Linked DNA regions of Homo sapiens: region 1 is linked to region 2. A link is a loop called in an ENCODE intact Hi-C map of the cell type or tissue named here. Cell type or tissue: pancreas. All regions are shown on one strand. Links, peaks and the distances in the headings refer to the core of each region. The heading gives the core; the rest is flanking DNA. Region 1 has its middle 160 kb from the start of RORB. Region 2 holds the start of LOC101927329 (a long non-coding RNA gene).

Evidence for each region. Peaks named below come from ENCODE experiments on the same cell type or tissue, not always from the same donor. Only the 100,000 strongest peaks of a DNase experiment are listed, where the experiment ranks them.
Region 1: it touches region 2 in a loop (4-fold over the local background); 2 of 110 quality-filtered maps call a loop at or near these places.

The regions. Positions count from the first base shown.
Region 1 is chr9:74,330,352-74,338,697 of GRCh38, forward strand. No RefSeq gene overlaps it. Among named protein-coding and RNA genes, the nearest start is that of RORB, 160 kb to the right of the region's middle. In pancreas, for the core only: no CTCF peak of the experiment used is centred there; no DNase peak of the experiment used is centred there.
Region 2 is chr9:74,272,298-74,280,643 of GRCh38, forward strand. LOC101927329 (a long non-coding RNA gene) reads right to left here and starts at 3,089. Exons shown (of 5, transcript XR_242624.4): 1 at 2,816-3,089; 2 at 2,489-2,524. In pancreas, for the core only: no CTCF peak of the experiment used is centred there; DNase peaks (open chromatin) are centred at 3,724 and 3,854.

The DNA.
Region 1 (8,346 bases), core at 182-8,181, 58 kb after region 2:
TTAAAAAGTGGACTGCACTCAAGGGTGTCTGCTGCTTTCATCTCTATACTTGCCTTTCTATAATCTCCTGTGTACACCAGGGCTGGAGGCTTGCATGCCACATTTGTAAAACCCCCTTGCCAATTGACCTCCTAATGAGTTCTTTCAATGGGAGACAATAGCAGAAGGTTGGAAATAAGGGAGAAGGGAGATGACATTTATTTTTCCTTTTGGCCAACTCATTGACAGTACCAGCCACAGGCAACTGAAGGCAACTATAGGTAACTGAGCTCTAGCTGCGTGGGTGGCCATTTCAGCAGCATCAGTGAGACTCCAACCTCCTGGATGAGTCCAACTCAGTGGCATCAGTGTGGTTCCAATTACAGCAGAGGCAGCAGCAGCACCTCCAGCAACTCAGTATGAGGAGCAAGGTGACTCTAGCTTAGCAGCTTTAAGAACATGAATTTAGAAAACAAAACCAAAAATGTCCTTTGGTTGTTCCAGTCCCTCTCTACCTTCTCCTATTTGCTTTCCGACTTTCCAATACCTTTTACACAATTCCCTGAATCAAATCTCTGCTTAAAATATCTTGAGATGTTTCTGATTGCCTAATTGAACACTGCCTGAAAAAAGGAAGGAAACCAAGAGAATGAGTGGGAAACATTACTACTGTGGCCAGAAGCCAGATGTCAAATAACATAGAGAAAAATTAGAAACACATGTATATCAGACCTCAGGACAAGCAGAGATCTCAGATATACACCATACCCACAGGAACCTATGAATTCACAAAGTGTGGCCCAATCAGGAGTGCACAATTCAATAATCATTTAATAATCCAGCAATTTCCTATGGTCTTATAAGACCAACAGTCCATGGGTATGCTTTACAAATTAGAAGTTTTCTAGAAAATAAATCGGAGAAATGATCAAATTAATTTGTTTCTTATTCCTTTTCAAAGTATGTTGGTGAATTAAAGGTTCTGAAAAATCTTGAAGGAATAAATCTGTTTAACTTCATTTAATTCAAATGTTTCTCATATATGTATATGATATGAGTATGTAAATCTCACGCTCTGCTTTTATCTCTATCTCTGTTTCTTTTCTCATAACACCTAGTAACATCCCATTTAACACCCCTCGAAACAAGTATTCTGCTGAATGCACTTTGGGAAACTCTACTGTGAGGGAAGCTGCCCATCTGGTCCGTCTATTCTGGACTCTCAAATCTCAACTGCAGTTGGCAGTGCAGCACACTTTGACCAGATATCTATATATAAAAATGTTCCAAAAACTTTGAAGGCAACAAAAAGATTAGTGGAAATGATTAAACCAACATTGTAAAACAAATAATTTTCAGTTTAATAGCTGTTCTCATTCTAAATGTACATGTGCAGGTTTACATGCACACATACATAAACAAACAACAAACTCCATAGGGCAAGCAGTGAGTTCTGGTGTTATCAACCTCTTCTGTGAAATCATTAATGAAAATATTGCCTAATGAATGACCAAATAAATAAATGACCTAGAAATCAAGGAAGTTCTCGACCTAACCAGATAGGCTGTTTGTTAATTCGTACTTTACTGAACTTTTTTACTCAGTTTATCCTTTTGACTCAATAAACACCTAACTGGGTCCTTTCTATGTACGAGATCCAGCAACATTTTAGGAATATAAAGATAAATAGGACAGAGCCCCTGTCCTCAAGGAGTACCGGCTCAGGAAGTGGGAAAGACAAACACATAAAGAGATGACTCTGAAAATAGTGTGCTTAAAGAACAGCATTTTGTGCAGTGGCAGGGAACAATGGTAACAGCAAAACTAGATGCCTAACACATCTTTGCATATAAGTGTGTGTGTGCATATGTATAGGAGTGTGAAAGAAGAGAGAGAGAAGTGGAGGGTGTAAGTGCAAGTAGGAGCGTAGGAGTAAGGGAAGGCTCTCTTGCAATGTTGTTTGTGGTGGCAAAAGGAAAACCAGGTAGGAGAAAGAAAATCATCTCAAGGAGCTGCTATGTTCATTTACCATATTGAAATAGAAACTAGGAAGTGACAATAAGAATAAAGCCTGAGGGTTATACAAAGGTGACTCTGAGTTATGAAAAAGGTGTACTTCCTGTGCAGTCCTCACCTTTAATAAAGGACACAATTTAATTCAAAGATATGAATACTTTATGAATGAATTTCAGATCTCTGCTACCTGCCTCCACCCCACTCAAGACACACCAGGTAAGCCCTCACTTACGTCTTGTGCTTCTGGCTGAACACGAGTGTCACACTCAGGACTCCCAGATAAGAACAGAGCACTAAAAGGATGAGGATCCCATGAGAAGGAAACAAGAGCAGCACATAAATTATTCTGTGAGAGCCATAGCCTTCCTTTGCATTTTTCTTGTAGAGCTTCCCCCTTTCTTTACCCCTAGACCCCAGACAACTAGTTCAGATATGTCTGGCGTCATCTAACAATTCCCTTACATTTCTTGCTCATGCAGCAGGAGGCATTTCCTATTCTACTTAAGGAATCCAAAAGGAAACTAAGACGTTCATAAAAACTCATTTTAACAGACAATTTAATATGAATACTGATATTCATATTAAATAGTGCAATAAGTAAACACTGGCAAAAGTTCTCATCAGTGGATAAATGTTTCTTAAATCCTTATCACTAGAAACTAGTAATCCTGATCTGTAGAATCATGTCTCCAGAAACTGACTTGTCTCCAGGGGAGCAGAGGCAGGTGCTCAAAAGCTTTGCTTGTATGTCTATTACCAGTATAACGTCTCAGATATTAAACCTCTTGCAGACAAAGATCACAGACATATGATGAATAAATAAATAGATTTCATGAAAGTAACTCAACAGTACATTTGTTGACCATGGTGACCTTCACTAATAGCAACTGAAGAAGTCTTGTCAAGTGGAGAATTGCTCAAAAAAGAAACAATTATGTATAATATGGCACCTATAAAAATGGCAGTAATTAACCATAAGCAGTCAGGAGTATGGGTTGTGATTTGTAGTATGTAAAATCCAAATGTAAATTCTATGTAAATTTGGGAAGAGGTTTTAGGGATTACCTAATTCAACTTCTTTTTTATTTGACGTATGTACTACTGAAGGCCAGAGAGGCCCCTGCTGAAGGTCATTGGCAGTATACAAATTAGAACTCATGTTTGAGTCTCTTTATGGATTATATCGGGCTGCCTTATATATTCTTCAGAGGTGTCATACTGTTGATATGACATATCACTTCTCAGTACAAAGCAACAATCAGACACTCTAATCCCACTTCTCTTTTACACAGATATTACCATTTCAATGTGTGGCTTCTCATTTTGCTGAGAGGTTTTTCTTCCTCACCCACCCCCTCCTTAAATCAGGCAAAGAGACAAGTAACTGACTTCGGTTTCAAAAATGTAACCCGCAAGTGCATAATTCTTCCTGTCAGATTTCCTTTTCTGTAAGTTGGTGAGTTTATTGTGGTAGCACTCAAAAGGCTGAGCCTGAAAAGTTCTATAACATATGGCATACATTTAACATGGCTTGTGAATTAAAAATAACAGCCTGCCATCTGCCTCTGCAAGTTGATTTTATCAAAGTCTAAATGAGAAGCTCAGAGACGTGAATGTTGTCAATTAAAATAAGAAATACTCAAGTTCAATACAGAGTGACCAGTCCATGCTTTTTTTTCTTCTGCACTGGACTAAAGTTACCCATCCCCTTCACTCCTGCCAATTGAAAGAGCTGCCTAATTTTCAATCTACAGAACTATTTGTAACCATACATCTAATTTCTTTCCTATCTTCCCCAAAAAAACTTGTCACAAATTTAGCTTCCAAAGTTACCTTCCTCTAGGAATATGTTATGTGTATTTCTTCTTGAGGTTTTAGACTCCTAAACAATTGATTACAGTTTGTAAAATCTTTTCTCCATATAATATTAAAGTTCTTTTCTTCTAAACTTGACAGCCAATTAAGTAATAGATGTCAGAAGGAGGAGTTTGATGATTTTTTCATCATCATACATTCTCACATCCTGTAGAAATTTCTGGAAATGATCTAAAATGCTGAAGTGTGACTCAGAAGCCCACACATCAATTTAGCCAGATTAGCATTTATCAAGCAACTATATCAGAGACATCCCTGGAGAGGTGATGGTCACGTGAAGGGTTTAAGGCAATTGATGCTTTCAGAAAGCTGGCGCCAATAGTTGAGAAGATAAGATTTATGCCTAAGAAATGATTTGAGATGAAGCCCATCTTTGTATAGCCAAGTGCTTATCTGAGTATACTGACAATAAATACAATAATAGTTCTGAGAAAGGAGAGTTTCCTTCCTGAGTCCCTGTCATTTTTAGTCTAAGGGCAGGAGGCTTAACCTGTTTATTTTCCAATTTTATTACTGCATAAACATTTTGTGTGCAGAACAATAAAAAATATGATCATATAAAGTGCTAAATTTGTAAGCATTTTACAAAAGCCAAAGGGATAACCGTAGAGAATATAAAGTGTGCTTATTAAGTAATCTAGGTAAAGTGTCCAAGTCCACAAGAGTATCTTGATTGAAATTTAAGTAGGAAAGCTTTATAGGAACATATAATTTCTTGACTGAGATTAAAAAACAAGTAATTCAAAGTACAATACAGAAATTCCATGAATCAGATGTCACAACTATCAACACCGGGGAGTAAATCTTGCAATGGATAACTGCATGTGTTATAAACATGAAGATCTGGGCTATCTAATCATGCAGGTCCCAAGTGGCACAAATCTAGGGGGAGCCCTTCGTGTGGATGACAGTATGTATATTTTATTAATTTCTCAAGGCTGCTACAACAAATTACCACAAATGTGGTGGCTTATCACACAGAAATTTATTCTCTCTCAGTTACGGGAGCCAGGAGTCCAAAATCAAGGTGTAGAATAATGCTTCCTTGGAAGGCTCTAGGGCAAAATTTTTCCTTGCCTCTTCCAGCTTCTGGTAGTGGGCATTTTGGCTCCTCACTCCAAGCCTCCTGGCTGTGGCAGTGTAACTCAATCTCTGCCTCCATCTACACATTGCCTTTGTCCCAGTGTGTGTCAAATCTCCATCTCCTCTCTTATAAGGACAACAATCATTGGATTCAGGTCCATTCCTAAATCCAGAATGAACTCATCTCTGGATCCTTAATTGAATTATATCTGCAACAGCCCTGTGTCCCAAATAAAGTCATAGTCACAGGTACTTAAATTAAGACATGGACATATCTTTTGAAGGATACAGTACAAGTTACTGTAAGTGTGTAAGTGTCATTTGCTTCCAAATTACGGATGCTAGAAATTTGTACTAGGCGGTGGGAACCTTATTTACCAAAACTTTTTCTCTAGAACTTTCAATAAGTGTATCTGGCTGACAATATTCCTCTCTCCCTGTGTACCAAATCACCCATATTATATATATACATATATTATATATGTATATATTATATATATATAAATTGTATATATTCATATGTGTGTATGCATGTATTTTTTTCCTGAGTCAGATTTTCTAATAAGCAGCAATTCACTTAGTACAGTGACTCCACAGAATCACAGTTCAAAAGGAGTTTTAAAATGTCATCCAGCAATTAAAAGAACTAGTGTGAGTTGTTTCTACTCCTTTTAGTGTTACAAGTTGAACATCCCTTTGATTATAAATCTGCTTCCAATTCTCGTTATAGGGGTCTGAAGAAACTGGCAATCACTGATATCAAGTAGAAGAAACATCTAAATGTTAAGAATAATAATGTTCATTAAGTACCCCCCCAAAATCCGGAAAAACATTCAATGATTCCTATCTTACTCCTTCAATGATAATAAATGTTTACCTAATCAAGGGAAGGCTCTTGGAAGAATGCATGTTTAAAATCCCATTAACAGCAATGCAAGAGAAGAGCCCAAATGATGAACTGTGTACATTTTAAAGTGAAAATTCATACCACAGGAATGCCCACATATCAAACAAATCAATGCAAGCAATCAATCATCTTAATGAAAGCTTATGGTTAGCAGGTATAAATGCCACTGTGATCTCTCACACTTACAAGAAGAAAACTGATTGTGGATATAAACAATTCACTGTGGTTACATATAAATCAACTTCAATAGCAAGAACTAAAAGGAAACATAATTGAACTTCGTTAAACATCTACAGTCTCCTCATTTATCTTTCAAAAATAGAGCACCAGGCACTGTGGCTCATGCCTGTAATCCCAGCACTTCAGGAGGCCGAGGTGAGCAGGTTACCTGAGGTCAGGAGTTTGAGACCAGTCTGGCCATCATTGCAAAACCCATTCTCTACTAAAAGTACAAAAAGTAGCCGGGTGTGGTGGTGCACACCCATAATCCTAGCTACCTGGGAGGCTGAAGCAGGAGAATTGTTTGAATCCGGGAGGTGGAGACTGCAGTGAGCCAAGATTGTGGCACTGTGCTCCAGCCTGGGCAACAGAGCAAGACTCCATCTCAAAAAAAAAAAAAAAATAGAGGAGAGCTAGAGGGATTTTGCTGCCAGTAATTAGACACTTTTCCTCTAAAAACCCATCAACGGCTGTTTCAAACAAAACAATGCCTTCCATTTGAATCACTGAAGTTCAAGGGAAAGGGAAATTAGAATGTAAGCATGGCAGACTGGTTCTTGAGATAGTCAAGTGTCCAAGTTTGAGCCCAAGTTCTAAATCTTTCACATCTAATAGAACAATAATTTATTGAGTGGTTAAGAAGGAATTATCAGTTGCATGAATTGCATGTCTTCTACTAACTCTGATGGGTCATATATAATACTTCTATTGATGTAGACATTGGGTTGCGGCTAGGGCTACACTGACTAACAGTGTGATCTTCATTATGTAAGTGTTCACCTCTTTACTTGGGATAGGTGTGAAATATCATTATCAAATTTAGCTGGGCTAAGTTGTAATCATCAATAAACTCTTTCAGTTACCCTAAACCTGCCATTTTGCAAAACTTACTACAAATACTGGCAATATCATCAATTAAAATTTCAGCTGGTGAATCATACCTGAGGTTTTCTAGTTTTTCACCAATGCTACCTGGTGAGTTCACCCACAAAAGAAAATCAGGAGATATACTCATAACCCCCTATATATGTGGAAGATTCACATGGAATTAACAAAATCATTTTAGCAGCACATTACAATTTAAGCAATCAACTTGGCTGAAGAGTGGGGGGGAATCTATCACACTATAGTTTGATGTTATGCTGATGAAACAATTCATTGACCAATAACTTTTATTTTTATCCAGTTACCTCAGATGTGTTATCTCACTCACTTGATAAGAACTTCTACTTTAAAAATGAATTTTTTACCTTTGGTTTCTGGTGCTCCATCCATTCATATATTTTTATGTCATTTGAAGCACTTTAGTTAAGGTAAAAAATATGGATCAAAACATGAAAAAAATATGTGCTTCATCTATTTAAGTGTGGCATTAACACTTAAATATAGAAATATATTCTATAAATCTACCCTCTGCATCTCCAAGACTATTTTTTGCCTCTTCAATCTCAGTCCACAGACTTTCCATTTATTCCAAGAATAATGAAACTGTCAACCAATTATCTTCTGTTAATGGATGTTCAATTACTTATACAAAGGGCCAAAATAAGCACCAGTTACTACAAAACACTTGTGTGTAATTCAAATCAGAAACAGAGGGACTTTAAAAGTCTCTTAATATGGCAAGGGCAGGAAGTGCTGCACAGACTGAAGGCGCCCCATAAAAATCAGAGGGGATGGAAAGAAGATGCAACCAGAAAGGAAAGAGTAAGATTTCAAAAAGCAGTCTTCATTGAGAAAGCTAAGCTGACAAATACATGAAGATTACAGTTGGCTGCTTTGAGCCCTCTTTCTCTTGGGAATACTTCACTTGGCCCAATATTCCCTAAGGGTTGGTCCTTGAGAAGTAAAATGCCTCAAGGGATGTCTCCAGGCATGAAAGTGATTGTTCTTCTCTATTGAGCCTTATGGCTCCAAAATTGACAACAGTACAAAATGCTTTTTTAAGTAGTCATAATCTCAGCTAGATAAATTTTGTCCAAACAAGAAAAGATGTAACAACAAATGACACAAAAACTTTGCATAGGAGTTAGAAGGCCATGTCAGTTGCCAACAAAAAATTAAGGTTGTAGGTTCAGCTTAAGCAACGGTAACTGAAGATGGCAATCACAGAAATGAAGTCCTCAGACCTGAACCTGTTAGCGGTGGAAGAGATCTGAGTTACCCTGAGTTACAGGCAGCGAATCTGTACATGACTGCAGCAACTTCAGCTCTTGCCTACTCAGAAGAAAGAATTCGACTGAGGAGCATAGAGCGGAAAAAGAGAC
Region 2 (8,346 bases), core at 49-8,048:
AGCATATCATTAGTACTTACAGCCTCAACAAGTGGTAGCTGTTATTTTAATAATAAACCTGATGGCAGCTACTCTAAACTTAGCTTCTGTAAGTGCTTTATAGGTTTTGATTTTATAATCCTCAAAACAATCTTATGAGGCATATACCATTATCATACCCTTTTTACAGGTGAAAGAACTGAGGCATAGAAACACTAACTGAAAGTTAACAGCTGGTAAGTAGCAGAGCCTAGATCTAACTCAAGCAGGCTGGCCCTGAAGCCTGTGCTGTATGCCTCTCCAGGATGATGTTAATGACAATACATGACTCCTCTTATTATTAGGACCACTCAAGATGTTTAAACTCTATTTTTCCACTGTGCTTTCTACCTGTATGTCATTGGCGCTCTGTGCAGAAATAGAGGACATGCCCAGCTAGTGGGGAAATAAGCCAGTAATATCAGAGTCAGATTTCTTCCAGTAATACAAAAGATTTGGCCCCCCGAATTGTCCTTTTATTTATGGTTTATTCAGCCAATGCAGTGGCACACATTTGTCCTTATTTCTGCATAAAATATTCAACAGTGCATGCTCTTCTATACCCTCTACCATCTACATGAGAAGGATGATCCCACCCATCTCTCATGCCAAGATTCTTAATTGCCTTTTAGCATTGCTCTTCCATGGCACTAACCTCGCAAAAACTCATACTTGAGTAAATTCTTCACCCTGCCTATCCTAGTGCCATTAAGAATTGGTGGAAAATGACACAACTATTATGGGACAATTCATAAAAAGCACTCAGCACACTTGCAATCACATGGAGTACACAAGAGAAATTTCAAGCTATTATTATCATTAGTCCATTTTCTTTCACTCTTAATAATGACCATTGTAGATATTCTCTGTTCTCCTCCAGGCAAATGACCCCTGCAACTCCTTCAACTTCTTGTCACTAAACCAACAGGCTAACTTGCATCCATATCTACAATTGTGATTTCCCTCACTTAAAGGGGGAGATGTTCCTTTTCCTACTGTTAACTTTCCATGGGCATTCAACAATTCTGGACCCCTCCTGCCTTTTCAGGACCTCCTTCATTTAATCATTCTTTCCTGTTCCTATAGCTTCAATTATTTTGTTGAAAATATTTTCTACAGTCAGGAGAAAAATGTTCTAGGACTTCACCCCCACTCACCCTTCAACCCATTGAAAACTGGCTTTTAGTCTCTAACACCCCCTTGTAATTGGTCTTACCAAAGCCACCAAATTTTAGACAATGTCATTATGTAATCCAGGAATTATCTTAAAGAAATTCCCCCCAAAATGGAAAACGCGATTATCATAAGACATTCATTGGAAACTCTTTTATGCAAAAAATTAAAAGTAAATGAGATGTCCACAGTTAAGAGAATGTTAAATTACAGTGCATCTACCTGATTGAAAACTATGCAATTTTTAAAATGGATAATTGTAAGTCCATATCGCAACACATAAAAATCCTTCTTCAGCTAACTTTAGTAAGAAGGAACAAAGTTTTTATGAGTACATTGTGATTGCAATAATGGAAGATCGTTTGGATGAAAAACAAAAGGAAGAGAGCCCACGAATATCAAAAATATTGCATTTTAATGTTTGAGTGTTGAAATTATGATTGATATCTTCCCTTGTATTTGCCCAATTTTTTGTAATGTTGTGACATTGTTTTCACAATTTAAAAAAACACCTTTTCATAGACCAGACAATTCCTACATAAGTTATGCCATATCAGTAAACCTGCTAAGTTTTTGCAGCTTTTCTCACATTTAAGGAATATATCGAGGGACTGTTTATCTTTAGCCTTAAGATGGCTGAGGGATAAATAATTTTTTCATTTTCAGCTGATCTCTTAAGCTGCTTCTGTTTGCAGAACACTCTGTTAAGCTTGGAACTCGTCAAAAAGTGAATTGAAGTTGACTTTGATTGGCATAAATACCATATTTATCTTCTCAGATACGTAATCAGGAGACAGCTATCTGGCCACACTTGATTACTAACATATCTAAAGCTAATGTAATATCTAAGTTTATCATCTTGAGTATTAGAGATAAAATCTGAAGCCCTCAGAGACAGCATGCCTTGTTTACCTTGCCCTCATCTTTTACAAAGAGGCTGTAATGCATTTTTTCATTAATTAATATCAGAGCAAATTTAAAGACAAATAAATTACATTCATCACTGTAATTGAATAAGTCTTTTTTAAAAAGTATATGCACCATGCGGAATTAGCAATATTCTGATCAATAAGTAGTTAAGAGGGGTCAAAATGATTGACTACTCTAAATATCACACCAATTAAAAATAAATATACACAAATAAATAAAGTGCTCCTCTGTAACTCGTAGCATTGCCTCCCAGAACATAACTTTTATACCGGCTTACTGTTGCATTCAGCCTTTATCTCCAAGTCTTATTTCATGTATTTTCCAGGGATGGATGGATTATAGGACAAAGTCCCTCTCAGGAGCTCACCTTCCTGAGATATTGTCCTTCCTTTTCTACATACACCTATAAAAAGGAGAATACAAATATTATTTACTACTATTTAAGACCTGTCATTATGATCTGATTTTATAAAACAAATATCAAGTCTAGATTAGTACTGTTTGGGTGTGGTAGACAGTGTTAGGGGTAAACATTGGTAAATCAGCTTTTGCTCTGCAATTTTTCAAATTACATTCACCCAATAAATGTTCTTCCTTATTCCAGCTTCTCCAGTTTGTAGTGTCTCCAGTTCACCCCTACTCCCACAGCACCCCACTGCTATTATGTCTGGAATTGGTGGGTTCTTGGTCTCACCGACTTCAAGAAAGCAGCTGCAGACCCTCGCGGTGAGTGTTACAATTCTTAAGGCGGTGCAGCTGGAGTTGTTCGTTCCTCCCTTGCAGAGTTGTTTATTCCTCCCTGTGGGTTCATGGTCTTGCTGGCCTCAGGAGTGAAGCTGCAGACCTTTGCAGGGAGTGTTACAGCTTATAACGGTAGTGCAGCCCCAAAGAGTGAGCAGCAGCAAGATTTATTGCAAAGACCTAAAGAACAAAGTTTCCACAATGTGGAAAGGAACCGGAACAGGTTTCCCCTTCTGGCTTGGGCAGCCTTTTATTCCCTTATCTGGCCCCACCCACATCCTGCTGATTGGTCCATTTTACAGAGACCTGGTTGGTCCATTTTACAGAGAGCTGATTGGTCTGTTTTGACAGGGTGCTGATTGGTGTGTTTACAATCCCTGAGCTAGACACAAAAGTTCTCCAAGTCCCCACTAGATTAGCTAGATACAGAGTACTGATTGGTGTATTTACAAACCCTGAGCTAGACACAGAGTGCTGATTGGTGCATATATAAACCTGGAGTTAGACACAGAGTGCCAATTGGTGTATTCACAATCCCTTAGCTAGACACAAAGATTCCCCAAGCCCCCACCAGGTCAGCTAGACACAGAGCGCTGATTGGTGCATTTACAAACCTTGAGCTAGACACAGAGTTCTGACTGCTGTATTTACAATCCCTTAGCTAGACATAAAGGTTCTCCAAGTCCCCCCCTACACTGAGGAGCCCAGCTGGCTTCACCCAGTGGATCCCGCACGGGGGCCCATGCGGAGCTGCCTGCCAGTCCCATGCCCTGCGCCCAGGGCACTCCTCTGCCCCCAGGGCGGTCGATAGGACCGGGTGCTGTGGAGCAGGGAGCTGCACTCGTGGGGGAGGTTCGTGTGGTGCAGGAGCCCATGGCTGGCCGGGGAGGCTCAGGCATGGCGGGCCCCAGGCCCTGAGCCCTGCCCCGTCGGGAGGCAGCTAAGGCCCAGCGCATCACAAGTGGGCCCGCACTGCTGGGGGATTCGGGGCACCCTCTGCAGCCGCCAGCCCGGGTGCCAAGCCCCTCACTGCCTGGGCCGGCAGGGCCAGCCGGCCCCTCCGAGTGCAGGGCCCGCCGAGCCCTAGCCCACCCGGAACTCGCGCTGGCCTGCAAGCACTTCGCGCAGCCCCGGTTCCTGCCCGTGCCTCTCCCTCCACACCTCCCCTCAAGCTGAGGGAGCCGGCTCCGCCCTCGGCCAGCCCAGAAAGAGGCTCCCACAGTGCAGCAGCCGGCCGAAGGGCTCCTCAAGTGTGGCCAGAGTGGGCGCCAAGGCCGAGGAGGCGCCGAGAGCGAGCAAGGGCTGCCAGGGCTGCCAGCATGCTGTCACCTCTCACCGTGACAGGTATGATTTCATATTCGTCCACTGTGTTGACAACAGATAAAAGTTTGAGAACTTCCAAATTAAAAGACCAGAAGAATATAGTTGCTTGTACAGCACAAAGCCTGGAGGTTTGCAGGCACCAATGAGATAGCACTATCTGTGTAAGGTGTGGTATCATACAAGGAGAGTCCAAAATAGTCTGAGGATGATCGAGATTAGATTAGGCTGTGCCTAATATTAGACCATAGGTACTTGTTTCTTTCAAAACCTGCACTGTTAAAATCACCTATTGTATATTTGTTTCATTCCAGGAAGTAGTAGACTGGTGAAGCCGAAAAAGAAGTTTGTTGAAAAGATATTAGAGGCTCACAGAAGATCTGAGAAGGCTGAGATTCCAAATCAGGTGCCATGCTTTCTGGAAAGATATATAAATTGTCCAAAAGTAGTTTTATGGGTCATCTGCTACTTCTGCCACCATGAGCTAGGTGCTACAGTTGGCAAAGCCACCAGGAACATGACTCTCCTCCCATCACCATGGTCACCAGCACCAGGACCTCTTCTGTACCACAGACTTGAAACTGTCCAAGAACACTTTATGGCTCTACTGAACCCTCACCTGGAGAATAGATTGACATTCCTCACCTCCTAACCCAAGTCCTGGGTAAATGCATCTGATTTATAGAACCACAGTGTGTCCTACCAGCACACGCTACCTTAGGGCACACAAATAGAGCAATACTCCAGTGATAGAAAAGATGTTTAAAGGCTGCTGGAAAGCAGAGTGCATAACACATACAATTTCAACATTTTACTGTCATTTACCTGTGTTAGTTATTTCCTTAATGAAAGACTCGTTTTGCTTAAAAGAGAAAAGATAAACAGAAAAGTGATAAAGCTCTTTAAATTCACCTGCTTGGGAAGGTGCCAGTTGCCCTGAGAACAACTACTATTTGTTCTGTAGTATATGTAAAGACTATACACAACTCTTAATAGTTAAAAAGAACTATACAGAGTTGTTATCTTATGCTAAATGGTGCAAAGTAATGTGTAAACATGATTTTACTTAACCTTTCCATAACCACATTAGTTGTTTACAGATAGGACTCAGAGAAGTTGGGTGACTTGCCCAAGGTCACACACCAAGGACGAAACAGAGCCAGGATTTCCACCCAGCATGAGGCCTGGCAGATGTTCAGTATTTCACCCAAACCACCACCCCCATCTAGGGACTTTTTGGGGGTTAGCAATACTGCATCAAGGGAAACCACCAGCCACAAGCTCCGTGCTGCTGCCTCACTAAGTTGTCCAAGCAAAGTGAAGAGGAACAGGAAGAAACACAAATTCAGAAGAGCAGCATACAAAGAGGTGATTCAAGGCTAGTTGCAAGATGAACCTCCCAATTTCCAAATTACGTATGTTGGAGCAGTGCTCTTCAAATTATGTTTTGCTCAAGTCTCCTAAAATAATTTGAATAACAATATATCCCCTCCAACATTTCCTAAATTGATATTTAAAATTTTTTCATTGTAAGTTTAAATAGCTTAAAAGCATGCAATTTCTAGTACATCATAAATATATTTCAAAATAGAAATCCCATCAATTTTAAATGTACCCAATGGAAACCACATACATACAATGTGATAATATCCCATCATCTCTTTTAAAAGGACATTAAGAAGCTACTCTTTCCCATTTTACCTTTTCCTTTTCTCCTTGAATTTGTATTTTACTTCCCTCATACAATTTAATTCTAATAAAATATATTTAATTCTTCAAAGTCTTTTATTAATCTCTTACCATGCTTCTCTATACTGAAAAGGTGTTGTGTTTATTAATTGAAACAAGTTTATTTTATTCCCTAAGTCTCTAATACTTAACAAAAAAATCTGGATTAAGTTATCATTTTAGTAGTAACAAGCGATTAAAACTATACAAATACACAAATAGATTTAAAATATGGATACATCATTACTAAGCACGTCTAAGATTTTTTGGAAGTCCAGGCATCCTTAATGAAATAACTGGAAATTTTGAAAAAAAAAAGTTCACGCTTCTTGATGTCAGATTGCTAGAACGGCACTGGGCTATCTCAAATTTAATGGTTTAAAGTGGAACATATGGGCTTTTACTTTCAAACTTGCTCCTCTGGTCCTTACATTTTCTATTTCCTTTAATGGACCTTTCAGTTACCTGCCTTAGAGTTACCCAGAGTGTGTGTTCCTCTCTCACCATTATCCACCAACTTCCAAATCAGTTTTCAAGTTCCATCCTGAGTCCATGCTGTATTTTTTATCTTCTGTTACCTTATATCTGCCACTACACTGAATTGTGTTGGTAGCTATTAACTGGTCTTCTTCTTTCCTTTCTTCTTCCCCAGCTAATATTGCCAGTCATTGAAATATTGCCAGTCAGTCCTGCTGGCTCGAGCAAGTTTGGGTTTTGTGCCTATCCTGCTTTAAAACCTTCTATCATCTCTCATTTCCTAAAGAATTCCTACCGAGTGCATTAGCTTAGAACTACTCATTCAAGGCTGGGTGTGATGGCTTATGCCTGTAATCCCAACACTTTGGGAGGCCGAGGCCAATGGATCACCTGAAGTCAGGAGCTCGAGACCAGCTTGGCCAAATGGCAAAACCCTGTCTCTACTAAAAATACAAAAACTAGCTGGGCATGGTGGCAAATGCCTGTAGTCCCAGCTACTCAGGAGGCTGAGGCAGGAGAATCACTGGAACCTGGACAGTGGAGGTTATACTGAGCCAAGATTGCACCACTGCACTCCAGCCTGGGCAACAGAGCAAGACTCTGTATCAAAAAAATAATAATAAAAAGAACTACTCACTCAAGGCCAACCACAATCTGATATTAATCTTCTTTTCTGTACTTATTTTCTGCTATTAGTATGTGAGCAAATGTATGTCCATGCTTCTCAAACTCAGGTCACATACATCCAGGGATGGGGGCCACTCCCATGACACAAAACTGTGGCATTTTCCTGAAAATAATTTAAGATATTTTTGTATGAAAACAAATGTACTTGTATTATAGAATAAAATGCAAACTTTGTAAAATATTTTTAAAGATTCAGATTTAAAGAAATGTAAACCCCACAACTGTTCTCTAGTTACACTACCAAATTCCTGTTGACTATTAGTACACACCAGAGGACGTTTTAAGAAGCACTGTTTTGTGAAAGTTCGTTGCTCGGCTCATATCAACTATGGTGAATATTATTGTTTAACTGCCTTTCATTTCTTGTGTAGCACTCACCCTCCCCGCATACACTCTGTCCCTTCCTGCCTCCTCTGAATGTGCCTCTGTTATTGCTTCCAAAAAAAGACCTGTCCCCCTGAAGACACATTCTGAAATCCCATCTATCCTTCAAGGCTGGCTCAGACTTAAAAGTTGACTTTTCTATCCCGGTTCTGTTAATCACATATACTCCCCTCTCACCCTTCCTAAGAAATAATCCTTGGATTCTTCCTCTTGGTGTACACATATTATTTCATCCTGTTAAAGGAATCTTAAGCATTAACATGCTTGAAAGCAAGATCTGTATCTAAATAAAGTCCCTTTCGCTGCTCCTCCAATCATGCCTAGTTTAATAGGTGCTCAATAAATAAGTAGTTGAATGACAGGATGATGGAGTAAAGCATCGCTTTGTGTCCAGGTGTTATCACCAAATTACTATTGCTTTGTTTTACAAACCTATGATTCCTTTGTTTTGAGACCATATGAAATATATGTTCACCTCGGCCGAGCGCGGTGGCTCACGCCTGTACTCCCAGCACTTTGGGAGGCCGAGGCAGGCGGATCACGAGCGAGGTCAGGAGATGGAGACCATCTTGGCTAACACGGTGAATCCTCGTCTCTACTGAAAATACAAAAAAATTAGCCGGGCATGGTGGTAGGCGCCTGTACTCCCAGCTACTCGGGAGGCTGAGGCAGGAGAATGGCATGAACCCGGGAGGCGGAGTTTGCAGTGAGCGGAGATGGCGCCGCTGCACTCCAGCCTGGGCGACAGAGCGAGACTCCGTCTCAAAAAAAAAAAATTGTGTGTATATATATATATATATATAGTCACCTCTACTCATAGCAGCAGACCATGGTCAATTCTGAATCACTGAAAAGTGACTGTCATGGTACGATTTGAAATTTAGTTAT